Linked DNA regions of Homo sapiens: regions 1 and 3 are each linked to region 2. A link is a contact called in ENCODE Hi-C or POLR2A ChIA-PET data. All regions are on one chromosome and are shown on one strand. Each heading gives the region's core, a stretch centred on a gene start or an enhancer-like site at or near the end of the contact. The rest is flanking DNA. Distances are from core to core; before and after follow the strand shown.

What was found. A loop is a pair of places that touch in the nucleus more often than their neighbours do. ChIA-PET counts read pairs that join two places held with the same protein, here RNA polymerase II (POLR2A). Pooled maps may share reads with other maps.
Region 1: a map of CD8-positive, alpha-beta T cell shows a loop between it and region 2 (31-fold over the local background). The contact joins the promoter of ASTE1 here to the promoter of TOPBP1 in region 2. A Hi-C loop is called at or near these places in 2 of 168 maps with a recorded cell type or tissue (both CD8-positive, alpha-beta T cell), 1 of 37 single-sample maps with no recorded cell type and 8 of 50 pooled maps.
Region 3: a loop to region 2 is called in a map of naive thymus-derived CD4-positive, alpha-beta T cell, with 11 times the contacts of the local background. The contact joins the promoter of NUDT16-DT here to the promoter of TOPBP1 in region 2. A Hi-C loop is called at or near these places in 1 of 168 maps with a recorded cell type or tissue (naive thymus-derived CD4-positive, alpha-beta T cell) and 8 of 50 pooled maps. POLR2A ChIA-PET finds 5 or more read pairs at or near these places in 2 of 52 experiments (GM12878 and activated T-cell).

Annotation. Positions count from the first base shown.
Region 1 is chr3:131,025,379-131,029,410 of GRCh38, forward strand. It overlaps ASTE1 (asteroid structure-specific endonuclease 1), which reads right to left and starts at 1,447. Exons shown (of 6, transcript NM_014065.4): 1 at 1,129-1,447; 2 at 96-216. NEK11 (NIMA related kinase 11) reads left to right here and starts at 1,499. Exons shown (of 18, transcript NM_024800.5): 1 at 1,499-1,628; 2 at 2,552-2,624. RefSeq lists enhancers at 1,099-1,338, 1,479-1,538, 1,619-1,808.
Region 2 is chr3:133,660,158-133,664,092 of GRCh38, forward strand. TOPBP1 (DNA topoisomerase II binding protein 1) reads right to left here and starts at 1,784. Exons shown (of 28, transcript NM_007027.4): 1 at 1,612-1,784; 2 at 887-977. The coding sequence starts at 970. LOC124909487 reads left to right here and starts at 1,069. Exons shown (of 3, transcript XM_047449438.1): 1 at 1,069-1,189; 2 at 1,356-1,876; 3 at 2,742-3,181. The coding sequence starts at 1,069. The coding sequence ends at 2,891. It also overlaps a transcript of TF not described here. RefSeq lists a silencer at 1,571-1,740 and an enhancer at 2,141-2,210.
Region 3 is chr3:131,380,152-131,384,045 of GRCh38, forward strand. It overlaps NUDT16-DT (NUDT16 divergent transcript), which reads right to left and starts at 1,324. Exons shown (of 4, transcript NR_038976.1): 1 at 1,182-1,324. It overlaps NUDT16 (nudix hydrolase 16), which reads left to right and starts at 1,623. Exons shown (of 3, transcript NM_152395.3): 1 at 1,623-1,791; 2 at 1,895-2,164; 3 at 3,011-3,894. The coding sequence starts at 1,654. The coding sequence ends at 3,190. RefSeq lists enhancers at 932-1,201, 1,493-2,062, 2,063-2,631 and a silencer at 1,312-1,611.

The DNA.
Region 1 (4,032 bases), core at 197-2,696, 2.6 Mb before region 2:
CACCAAGTCATTGCTTCCAGCACCATTAAATCAATAGCAAATGTTATGAAGTGCTCTTTAGATAGAACATAGATATCAACATCATAAATTCTTACCTAGATCCTCAAGCAATGTTAGCTGTGCTTTTTCATTCTCCTTTGCTTTCTGATACAAGGCACAAATTCAATGGTTTCATGGGTTGTAATCTTTGGATGGTGACAGAGGCTGCTGCTAATTCTAAAGAAAAATCAGTTGAAGTCCATTACTGACACACCAGTATAGAAGTTCTGTGAACTTTGATTCTTAAGTGGTAATAGTCAACATCTTACAGCACAGAGTATTTGTTTTGTGGGGTCAAAGTAAAAAGTCCTAAGCTAAAAAAAAGATATCATATTCATCTCATAATCACAAAGCATTTGGGCTTCAGTAAAGTAAGGTGTGTAGGACCTATGATAAGGATCAAGTTTTTCTTTTGTATTGACAATCAGTCACGGAACTTCTTTCAGGCTTTGGATTTGTGGGCCCTTCTTAATTGGCATAGTTTTTGGTATAAGGAAAACTGCTTCATGCCTCTAGGAACCCCTCTATCCAGTTACACCCCTAACCACGAGCTCTTTTCATCATCTTATTTTGCATATCTGGCCCAGCTACGCTTCCTCACCTGGCTAACTTAACTCGCAGGATCAGAATTGATGGTTTTTCTTTTGACACCTCGGGCTTCAATATGGCACAGCACGGTACTGTTACTATTACTTAAAATCGTGACATTTTGTCAGTCATGGATTTTTTTTGCTATAATTTTGATTTTTAGAGATTGCATTAAAACTTACCTTGATTACTGAATTTTATTGGCATCCATTTACATTTTACACTTATCTCACCCTAGTTCCAGCCCTGTCAGTATCTCAGAACCTTATCCTGTATAGTACTTATTTCTTTGCAAGATAGTTTTGTAAAGCGTCCATAAGCAGAGACTGTGTCAAGGCGTCCTACGCAAATTACAGGACCTTGCACAGACAGTTGCATAGAGCTGCATAGGGGAAAGGCGGGCAAAAGGTCTGACCTAAGTCTTCAAACACAGGCCTTCATACACCGTGCCACCTCGGCCCTCACAACCCGCCGCCCGGACCTGCAGCAGAGCCCACCTACTCTGTCCTCCCAGAGGAGTAGCTCCTCCATCAGAAGCCCGCTAGAGCCCAGCGAGGACTGGCTCCTGCACGTGAGAGTCCAATCTCAAGAGCGGGAATCGGAAGTCTCCCGGTGTGACGTCTCTGGGAAGTACAGTTCCGTGATGCCGGTGGCGCCAGACTGAGCCAAGGAGCAGGTGTTCTCGGGCCCAGAGGCGCTAAGTAGCTAAAGAGGGCTGGGACGTACGTTCCGAAATGGCTGCTGTCAGGCTAGGAAAGCTTGGCCCGCCGGTCCTCCTCTGCTTTCTCCGCCTACTTGGGTCGGCGAACACTTCCGCCTTGGTGCCGCCTCGCCCCGACTTCCCAGTATGCCCCGCGCCGTCTCCCTGGCCACGGTTCCAAACAGCCGTGGCCCGCGGTGTCTGGCGCTCGGTGGGTGTGGTTGCCCCTAGTTTGAGGCCTGCCCGATTACCCGCAAGACTTGGGCAGCCCCGGGCGCCGCTCCGACCACGACAGGGAAAGGTAAAGCGAACTGTCCTCCTTGGGGCTAGCCAGGCTCCCCTGCGAGGGGGAAGGTAATGGTTTCAAGCTGCCCGGGCTGGGTTCCGAATCTCTAGGACGCCATGGCTGCGATCTCCTCGCTTTCCTGGACATCTTACCTCCGGATGTACTCCAGTCTCAGTGCCCCTCAATAAACGTTAACCTGCTTTGCCAAAATGTAAATGTTTAAAAAGGTGAAGAAGCAAGGAATTGTTCGTTTTACCTTAAGGTTAAGATTTACTTTAAAGGTAGATTTGTGCTGTAGCAGAAACTGGTGACAAATTGCCTTCCTCTTATTACCTGGGAAGATAACTACTGGTTTTCAACTTGTGATAAATACTCCTTCCGTTGTCTTTTGCCCCCAGCCAGATCTGTTTCACCGAGAACGGGTAGTTTGCACAAGGTAGTAACTTTCTCCAAGTTCCCATCTAGCTTTCTTAACTAACCTTTTTTCTCTCCTTTGGGCGGCAGTTGATCTGCTGGACACTTACTTGCCTTAACAAGGTTTGTTAAACACCTAGTATATGCCAGGAGGTATGCCAGGGATTGGGGATGCAGAAATAAAGAAGATGTGTTCGCAGTGCCCAAGTTCACTCAAACCTCGAGGGGGAGCGTGTTGTCAAGTGAACAGATAGTTCTAGAATCTAGACAATGCGACACATTCTTGGGTAGGTTTATGGTTGCGCAGAGGAGACTAATGGAATGGATGACCTAAAAGTGGACTGGGATGGGGGTGGCAGGGCTGAGTCTGTGAGGGTGGGCGGGAGGGAACCTAGTCCCAGAGTCTTCTGCAGCCTGGACCAGACTACTTAAGCACTGCTGGGTTTAGACTGTCCTTTAAAATAAGAGCCGCTAGAAGTGAACTTCTCATTCTGTCCGTCCCTAATTCTGTCCTTCTCTAAAAGGAACCTTAATCTCATCTTTAAAATAAGGAGAATTACTGAGTGACCTGAAGGACCCTTTTCAGCTGGAAAGTCTGTAAGTCCATATATTTATTTGAACAGCTTAGTATGGCCAGACGGCATCACTTTTATGACAGTGAAGGGGAAGTAAAAACAAAAGGTATATTTAGAGGCCTGCTCTGTAGTTGTTTTTCCAGCAGATTTTACTAACGTGTCTTTGGAAGGGAAAAGAAAAAGCTGGTAACTAATCTCACTGGTATTAGGTACAACTTAACTGATTCATACATTTTAAGAAGGAAAATGTTGTAAATGGGCATTTACTTATGTTCTGTTTTGAGGATTTTTGTGGTTAATTGCCCTAGTAGTTTTTGTGGTTGACGGACACCACCACGTAAAGCCCATTGACCATCCTTAAAAACTAGGTTTTTGTCTCATAGCTTTGGAATTGTTGAATATGAAAACCTAACTTCAAGGTGTAGGCAGTTTTCAATTTAAAATGTTATTTCTATATAGATTTAAAACAAAAGCACACTTTTCTTGATAACTAACAAAACATTTAACATTCTGATGAAATAAAAGTGATTTTACTTTGTACCTACTCATATGAAACAGTCCTGCCTTTCTTTTTTTTGTTTTTGTTTTTGTTTTTGTTTTTGTTGAGATGGAGTCTTACTCTGTCGCCCAGGCTGGAGTGCAGTGGCGAGATCTCACTGCAAGCTCCGCCTCCTGGGTTCACGCTATTCTCCTGCCTCAGCCTCCCGAGTAGCTGGGACTGCAGGCGCCCGCTACAATGCCCGGCTAATTTTTTTGTATTAGACGGGGTTTCACCGTGTTAGCCAGGATGGTCTCGATCTCCTGACCTCGTGATCCGCCCGCCTTGGCCTCCCAAAGTGCTGGTACTACAGGCGTGAGCCACTGCGCCCGGCCTAAACAGTCCTGCCTTTCATAACTGCCACGTCTCATAGCTCCCTGAGGAATTACAGATTTATCTGTAGCATTTATATTCCACTGACATTAAATGGGATTTTAGGTTTGAATTGAATTTGTAACTCTTCCTGTTTTTAATCCAGAGAGATTATACACAATGTGTACAATAGGAACTTCAGAAACTAGAATTTGCTGAGCATGGGAAAAAATTCTCAATCCTTATCCTTCTTTGCATCTGTCCTAATAAATACAAAAACTGTGGTTTAACATCTACAGAAAAAAATAAATCTAAAGGAAACAGCACCTGCTAATTCCTTGTTTAATCCTAACTCACTCTTTGTAAACCAAAGTAAATATAAGGTGAGAAGAGGGCATTACAAAAAGGTTGATGCAGATGTATAGATTTAAGGAGGTGATAATGTTCTTGTATTTGGATTCTTTTATAAGTAGTTGGGGAGTATAAATCTTAAATAAATGAAGAGATTGCTCATTGTAAAACAGATGTACATCCCAGAAATTTGTGGAAAGTTGGCTATAATTCACTTCTGCCAAATTTC
Region 2 (3,935 bases), core at 534-3,033:
GCAAGGCTATCTCACCTCCTTCACGTTTACTCAATATCTTTTTCTTCATAAAGCCTACCCTGATCACACCCTATTTAAGATTATAACCCCCTTCTCTTCCCACCCCAAGAAACATCCTCTGGAACCCCTTAACGTGTTTTGCTTTTTTCTCTTCCTAATTTATCATGTCTGATTAGTGTCTATGTCCTCCTGCTAGAATGTAAGCTCTGAAAGAACAGAAATCTTTGCCTGTTCTCATCACTGATAAATCCCAAGTACTAGAGAAGTGCCTATCAAATCATGAACACTTCAATAAATACTTGCTGAATGAATGAAGTTTAAAAAAATCTGCTACAAATGCTTCTCAAACTTTAATGCACACTGAAGATCTTGTTAGAAATGCAGATTCTAAGTCTGGGTTGGAGGCCAAGATTCTGCATTTCGAAGAAACTTCCAGGCCATGCTGATACTGCTGGGTTCTGTGAGAAGCAAGGATCTACATCACCCCTACTATCATCCAATTATTATACTGTACATAATAAAACATAATTTTTAACAATTAACCAAAAAATTTTCAAGTATGACCAGTACACAACTGACTCAAATTTCTACAGCACGCAAAGGACCACTCTGGCTAGGAGACAAATGAAAGCAACTTAATTTCCAAGAACTGTAGGTCAGCCATATTAAACAGCAATGTGATAATAGACTTCCAGCCCCCCGAAATACATAATGATGTACTTAGATCAATTCAAAAATATGTGATAATGATATATCTGTATTAATGTAGACTATAAAATTATTATGAAAGTGAAATATCTACTTCTAAGACATAAAGCCCAACAAATCAAAAACACTTAAAAACAAGAAAATGAATTCACGGTATTAAGATGTTTTCAACTCTTACCTCGAGAGCTTTAAAAAAACATTTGGAATTGTCTGAAGACTTTAAAAACTTCACAAAAAACGGTTCTTTGTCATTTCTGGACATTTCTGAACTGTCAAAATAAAGGAACCATTAACAAGAACAAAACCACATTAGATAAAAAGTTGCATGTTTAACCTACCTATTTTTCTGTGCAGACAAGAATGCCTAAAGACAGACATTCTGGCTCTGCCCGTGAATTCGTCAACGGCATTTCTAAGAAATCCTGGAACTTGGACAAAGCCAAGGTAAAAGATGACAACACCAATCCTTGCAAATCAGACAGCAAAATTAACCCGAATTGAATACACTGAGGAAGGCCCTGCTATGAAGGCTCTAAGCCCTTTAGGCCAATGGACATTCAATTGCACTTGTTTTAAGGATACACAGAGTGTATCTGTCCCTGCGGATACCCACGGCCTGCGAGGTACGTTCATCCCTCAGTAAACAGATTTTAAATATAAACATGGAAGCCAGTTAGCATGGTCTTGGCCCTGCATAAGGCTAGATGCTCCGGTTCCCATCTCCAGGAAAAGGCCTGGCTCTGGGATCACGGAAGCCACGTCCTCTCGGCGTCAAAGGCCCACCCGCCGGCTCCAGGGCCAGTTACCAGGACAGGAAAAGAGGGTCCTGAAGGCCACAGAAGGCATCGCGAACCCCAGTTGGGGCTGGGGAGGAGCTGTGTCCCCACTCCGCGCCTCACTTACCTCGTTGGAGCCTCGGGGTCTCCGGGCGGCGAGTCGGGGGACGCGCTGGCCGCAGGGCGGTGGCTGGGGTCGGGCGCCAGCCCGGCGCACAGCCCCCTCCCCCGACTCGGCGCCGCCCCTACCCCAAAGCAAACGCTGGAGAACCCGGAAATTGCCCAGAACGGGAACCGACTTTCGCGCCAACCGCGCGGCCGCGCTTGCCTTTTCCGGTGGAAGTGACGCCATCGGCAGCTGCAGCAGAAGAGCGGAAATGTCAAACGTGGAGGTGAGCAGTCTGTGGGCGGTGGGGCTTCAGGGAAAGCTTGGGCCGGACCCTTTGGGTTTAGGGCTTTGCTGGGCGGGCCTAGTCTCCGCTGCGAGTAGGCCCAGCGCCGTCGGTTCAAGAGGTAGGACCACAGGCCAGGAATACTCCTTTACTGTTAAAAAAGCCAGGGAAAGAAAGGATTTCCTCAATAGATATTTATTTTACACCTGTCTTATACCAGGCATGCACGGGAAAAGGTATTATCCAAAACAATTCCGTGAGGCAAATAGTGGTAGTTCCATTTTGTAGATGTAAAAACGGAGGAAGTTAAATGATGGGTTCAAGGGCACACGGCTAGTAGGTGGTAGAATTAATACTGCATCCAGGTCTTCTGACTACGGACTGGGTGGTTTCCCTCCAACACAGCAGGAATAGAATCACCGCCTAACACAGCCACAAGATGGCAAGGGAAGAAAGGATGACTTATTACACAGCTAATGCAAAGGGATCTTTGTCAAGATCTTCAATGGTCTCCCCTCCTCCTCCCCTTCAGTGGACATCGCCGTTCTCTTTCTCTGCATCTGCCTCAGTACTGGGGAGATTCTGGGACTGAACCTAAGATTCAGATGGCAGAGAGCAAAGGGAGAGGGGATAAGATGGGCCTGCAAACCTTAGTGATAACCAGCGGAAAACTGATTCGTTGTTGCTTCTTTTCATTTTATTCTTTTTTAAAAAAATTTTTTCTTATTTTATAAAATCTAGCCACTATACTAATGAGGATCATTTTATTATTCACTGCTGAGATTGAGAAAATGACTTTGGATTTACTAATGTAAAAGTATAATGCCATGTCCCTTGATTGTTTTTGTTTTTCTTTTCTTTTTAGAGCCTAAAGATAGTAATGAGCAGCTTGAGTCTTAAGTTTTTGAATACACCGATGGAAGGTGACAAAGATTCTTTGCTTGGCCAAACTTTAGTCAGACTCCTCAACCTTCTCGTAGGTTTATCTGTGCATTTCCTTGGAAAATCCAGTTAGAACCCTCTACCCTCAATATCTGATCAGGTTCCTCATCCTCTACCATCCAAGGTGATGTCTGATCACCTTGACCTATTTTCAGCAAGAAACCCCTTTACTCCTGAAGTTCCTTCTTAGTAATTTTTTATCCAGTGACCCCAAGCTTTTTGTTCCTTGGCTATAAATTCCCACTTGCCCATGGTGTATTTAGAGTTGAGCCCACTCTCTCTCTCCTAATTCAGAATCCCATTGCCATGGTTGCTATACCTATCCTGATGGTCCGGAATAAAATCTGTCTTACTGTGCTTTAATAAATATCATTAATTTTTTTTTTTTTTTTTTTTTACCAGAAATGAGTCAGAATCAATTAACACTGGGGCTCAAAGGTAAAGGCCTATTGCTGGGGGAAGGGTGAAGAAAGCCTTAAAAGCAAAAAAACAAAAATCACTAGAGGTGGGAAAAAAAAGAAACCACAGTTAATTGTTAAGGTGCAAATCTGACCTGAATCTGTAATAACAATTAATATTTCTAGGGCACTTTACAGTTAACATGGGACTCCTGCTCACACTATTCCCGTTTACTCTTTTCAGCAACCCTATAATAGATGGGTATCATTGTCTCATGTTATGGAGATGGGGAAAGTGAAGTTCAGGGACTGTGTCACTTGCCCGTGCCTTTCCTGACACACCACACTGCTCCTGGGCACGTGCTGTCTGCCCATCTCTGTGTGAAGTTCCACACCGGGGAGGGAGCCCATTCCTGGCATTTCTGGGCCAAGTAGAGACCTCACAAGAGAAGGAGATTCATAGATGCTGCTAATGAAGATGAAGAAAATGCACCCTTTAGCTTTTACCCAGCCGGAACTTGATACCAGAGGAGTGACCTGTCTTTAGAGTAAGAGTTCACCACTAGGGGGCAAGTTCTCCCATCTTGTGTCTCCAGATAAGCAGAGAGGGTCTGTCTCTAGTATCTACTCCTGGAAAATGGATAAAGCAGTGGTTCTGATGTGTAGTGTCTGGACCAGCAGCATCGGCATCTCCTGGGAATTTTGGGGGAATGAAAATT
Region 3 (3,894 bases), core at 74-2,573, 2.3 Mb before region 2:
ATTATTTTTTGTAGAGACGGGGTCTCGCTATGTTGCCCAGACTGGTCTCAAATTCATGACCTTGAATGATCCTCTCACCTCGCCTCTCACAGTGCTGGGATTATAGGTATGTGCCCAGCCCTGGCTCCTCAACGTAAGACATAGCACTGTGCCCCAACCCTCAACTCCAAGAATGGCTACATTTACTTTCTGCCTGGCACTGTTCTAAGTGCCTAACATATCTCAACATCCCTAATAGGTTGGTATCATCTCCACTTAACAGATGAGCTGCTGGGATCTGAGAGAGTTAAGTGACTTGTTAAGGTCACAAACCTGTTTCTGGGTGGGTCCGGACTCTTTCCCACCATATGCCGTCACTTACAGGCTGTGAGTTTATGCCCAGCCCCCCTCAAGGAGCTGCCTCCTGCTTTCTATTGCATAATCAATATCGACACCTGGTGTAGGGGCGCTCTGCAGGGTGGGGAAGGCCTGGCCTGGAGTGAGGGATCCTGCATCTCAGCATCAGGCCCTGAGTAGGCCTCTGCCCTTGTGGTAGGGTAACCCACCCTCCTTCATAGCTCAGAGGTCTGAGGGGGTTTGAGGGAAAGACTAGAAAGCCTAGGAGGCTTCTTCTATCTCTCACCCCTCCTCACTCCCAGTCCTGTGCCACAGGATTTCACTCACAGCTCCTTCCACCCCCACCCTTCCCCTGAAAATCTCACTGCCCTGTGACTTCTCTATGTGCCACTCCCTGTGCGTCAGACCCCCACGATCAGCTGCCCACTGCCTATGGCCACCCCAATTCCTTAGAACTACACTTATCACTGCTCACCCTTCTCCTACTCTCCCCCTCTCAGAAAATGACACCACATCCAGGAAACTCGGAACCACCACTAGCCCAGCGCTCCCTCTTCCCCATTCACTCAGTCACCAAGTCCCCTCAATTTCACCACTCAAGATAGTTGTCAGACCATGGCGCCTGTCCATCTCCATTTCCCTAGGATAGGCCTTGGTGTCTGAGGCCAACCCTGCCTCATTTCCTCCTAACCCCCACCCAGGCCTTGTGCTTTGTGTACCACCACACCCAACCAAAGGTAGTTATTACTTCTTTGGCTCCCAGCACTCAACTGAGCGCCCCAGCTCTTCCTCACCTGCCGGGACACTCCAGCTGACTCCAGATTGCGACGCAGGCGTTTACGTACCAGCCTTTCTCCAGGTTCAGGGCGCTGCCACATCTTCAGCCCCGACCCGCCGCAAGTCTCATTTCCTCCTAACCCCAACCCAGGCCTTGTGCTTTGTGTACCACCGAACCCAACCAAAGCTAGTTCCCTGACTTGCTCTTTTGGCTCCCAGGAGCCTTTAGGTACCGGCCTTGCGCCAGGTTTAGGGCGCGGCCACACCTCTAGCCCCGCCCCACCGCAGGCCCAACCCAGAGGCTGCTTTCGGTTACCCTAGGGTTCCTGGGCCCTGGACTTCAACCCGGTCTGCAAGCCCCGCCCTGATTAGCTGCCTCCCGCACCGGTCGCGGCGCCCCGCCCCCAGGCGCCTAGGTTCCTCCCCTTATCCCTGCAGGGATTGGGCCTTGCAGCACCGCCCAGGCTCGGATTGGTCCGAGGTGAGACCCGCCCCTCTGCCCATTGGGCCTTCGGGACAGCAGAGGAGCAGTGTCCGGCCATGGCCGGAGCCCGCAGGCTGGAGCTAGGCGAGGCCCTGGCGCTGGGGTCGGGCTGGCGTCATGCGTGCCACGCTCTCCTCTACGCGCCGGACCCTGGGATGCTCTTCGGCCGCATCCCGCTGCGCTACGCCATACTGGTGAGAAGGGGGCGCGCCCGGCCACTTTCTGCCTGAGCCCCGCACCCTCTCTGGTGGTCTCCTCTGGGGCGCCCCTGCCAATCCCCGCTTCCCCCTCCCGCAGATGCAGATGCGCTTCGATGGACGCCTGGGCTTCCCCGGCGGATTCGTGGACACGCAGGACAGAAGCCTAGAGGACGGGCTGAACCGCGAGCTGCGCGAGGAGCTGGGCGAAGCGGCTGCCGCTTTCCGCGTGGAGCGCACTGACTACCGCAGCTCCCACGTCGGGTCAGGGCCACGCGTTGTGGCCCACTTCTATGCCAAGCGTCTGACGCTCGAGGAGCTGTTGGCTGTGGAGGCCGGCGCAACACGCGCCAAGGACCACGGGCTGGAGGTGGGACCAGCCTGGGACTCTGTCCCTTTCCCAATTTCCTCTTCTCCCAAAGCTTTCTCTCCCCCAAGAAAGCATCCCTGGAGAAAAGTCTTTGCCCCTCTGACCTTGCCCTCTCCCCAGCTTTCTTGGTGGAGTTGGGATCGTGATCATCTATACTCTGAATTAGTACTGCCAACCTGGGCTTTCTGTAAAGGTCTTTCCCACCCTTTACCAGGAGAGATCCTTTCTAGAACACACTCATCCATGTCTCTCTGCTGTTCCCTATTGACAGTGTGATAGATTATCACATTATCTAGGTGTGGCAACCTAGGTTTTATTCTTGGGGTTTGCTTTTCTTGTGTAGGAGATGTGGCCCTGATATTTCAGGCAGGGCTAGTAGATAGATTATGTATGAAGGTGGTTCTCAAAATTTGGCAGGTAGCAGAATCATCGGGGCGTCTTATTAAAATAGCGATTTCTCTCAGCATTCCTGCATTGGTGGTGGGGCGGGGGGAGAGGAAACCTGAGAATTTGTAGTTTTCAAAAGTTCCCAAATAATGCTGATGCAAATAATCTGAGGACCACATTTTGACAACCACTGGTGAAAGGGTATGAATACATCTTTGAGGCAGTAGCCACTAGAGGTTTAGAAGCAGATGTGGGAAAGATTAATTGATAGAGCTAGATAATATGTTTTGGGTCATTTTCCTGCAGAAGGTTGGGCCACTAGGCTTTAGTGAGGTGTGAGCCTTGGGCCTGGTTCTGCTGGAGTATTAAGGGGTGAGGCCTGATCTGCTGGAGAAAGGATGGAGTTAAGGGAATGAGCCACCTGGGGCCCTAGTGTCTCCTGTCTCCTTCCTTTTACAGGTGCTGGGCCTGGTGCGAGTGCCCCTGTATACCCTGCGGGATGGTGTAGGAGGCCTGCCTACCTTCCTGGAGAATTCCTTTATTGGCTCTGCGCGGGAGCAGTTACTTGAAGCTCTCCAGGACTTGGGACTGCTGCAGTCTGGCTCTATTTCAGGCCTTAAGATTCCAGCTCATCACTAGAGGCAGCCCTCCATGGACCCATGAAAACTGAGATGAGGACCTTGGTACTAGGGAGGGAGGGAAGGACGTGGGAATGTTTTCTTATTGGATCTGAGAGATGATACATGATACCAGATGAAAAGAAGGAGAAGTGTGTACCATATGTTTTGAGCAGAGGACCCTCCAACTTATGGCATCAGGGGCAAAAAGTCACAGCTTATCCCAGGCACCCTGGCAGGTTCTCAGAGCCTGCCTCCTCCCTGTTTATATGCGTACAGCCTGGTAACCCCCAGGCATGCAAATATACAATCTGTAACAACACACAGCCTGACACCTTCCCCTGGTCATGTCCAGTTTAACCTTGAAGTGGCATTTGTCACACTACCCTGGTCCCTGATTGCAAGGAGCTTCTGAAGCAAGGGTGAATCCTTCCCACACTCCTCCATGGTTGCCCTCCAGGGTCTAGCCCAGCCTATTTGTTAGGGAGGATAGAGAAACAGAGCACCCCCTGTGCTTTCTGAAAATAGACTTGCTCTTGTCTTGAGTGGTGACCAAAGCAGTTGGCTCTTAAAAGGTGGGAGAGCAGCCCAACCAATCCCCAATCCTTTTCTTCTGAAACTGAGCAGGAAGGGTAAGGAAGTGGCTAGGTCTCCTTGGACTGAGCATGGACATGAGTCCTGTGAGGACTGGTGTCTCTCCTCTAGAGCTTTCATCTTTGGGATGCC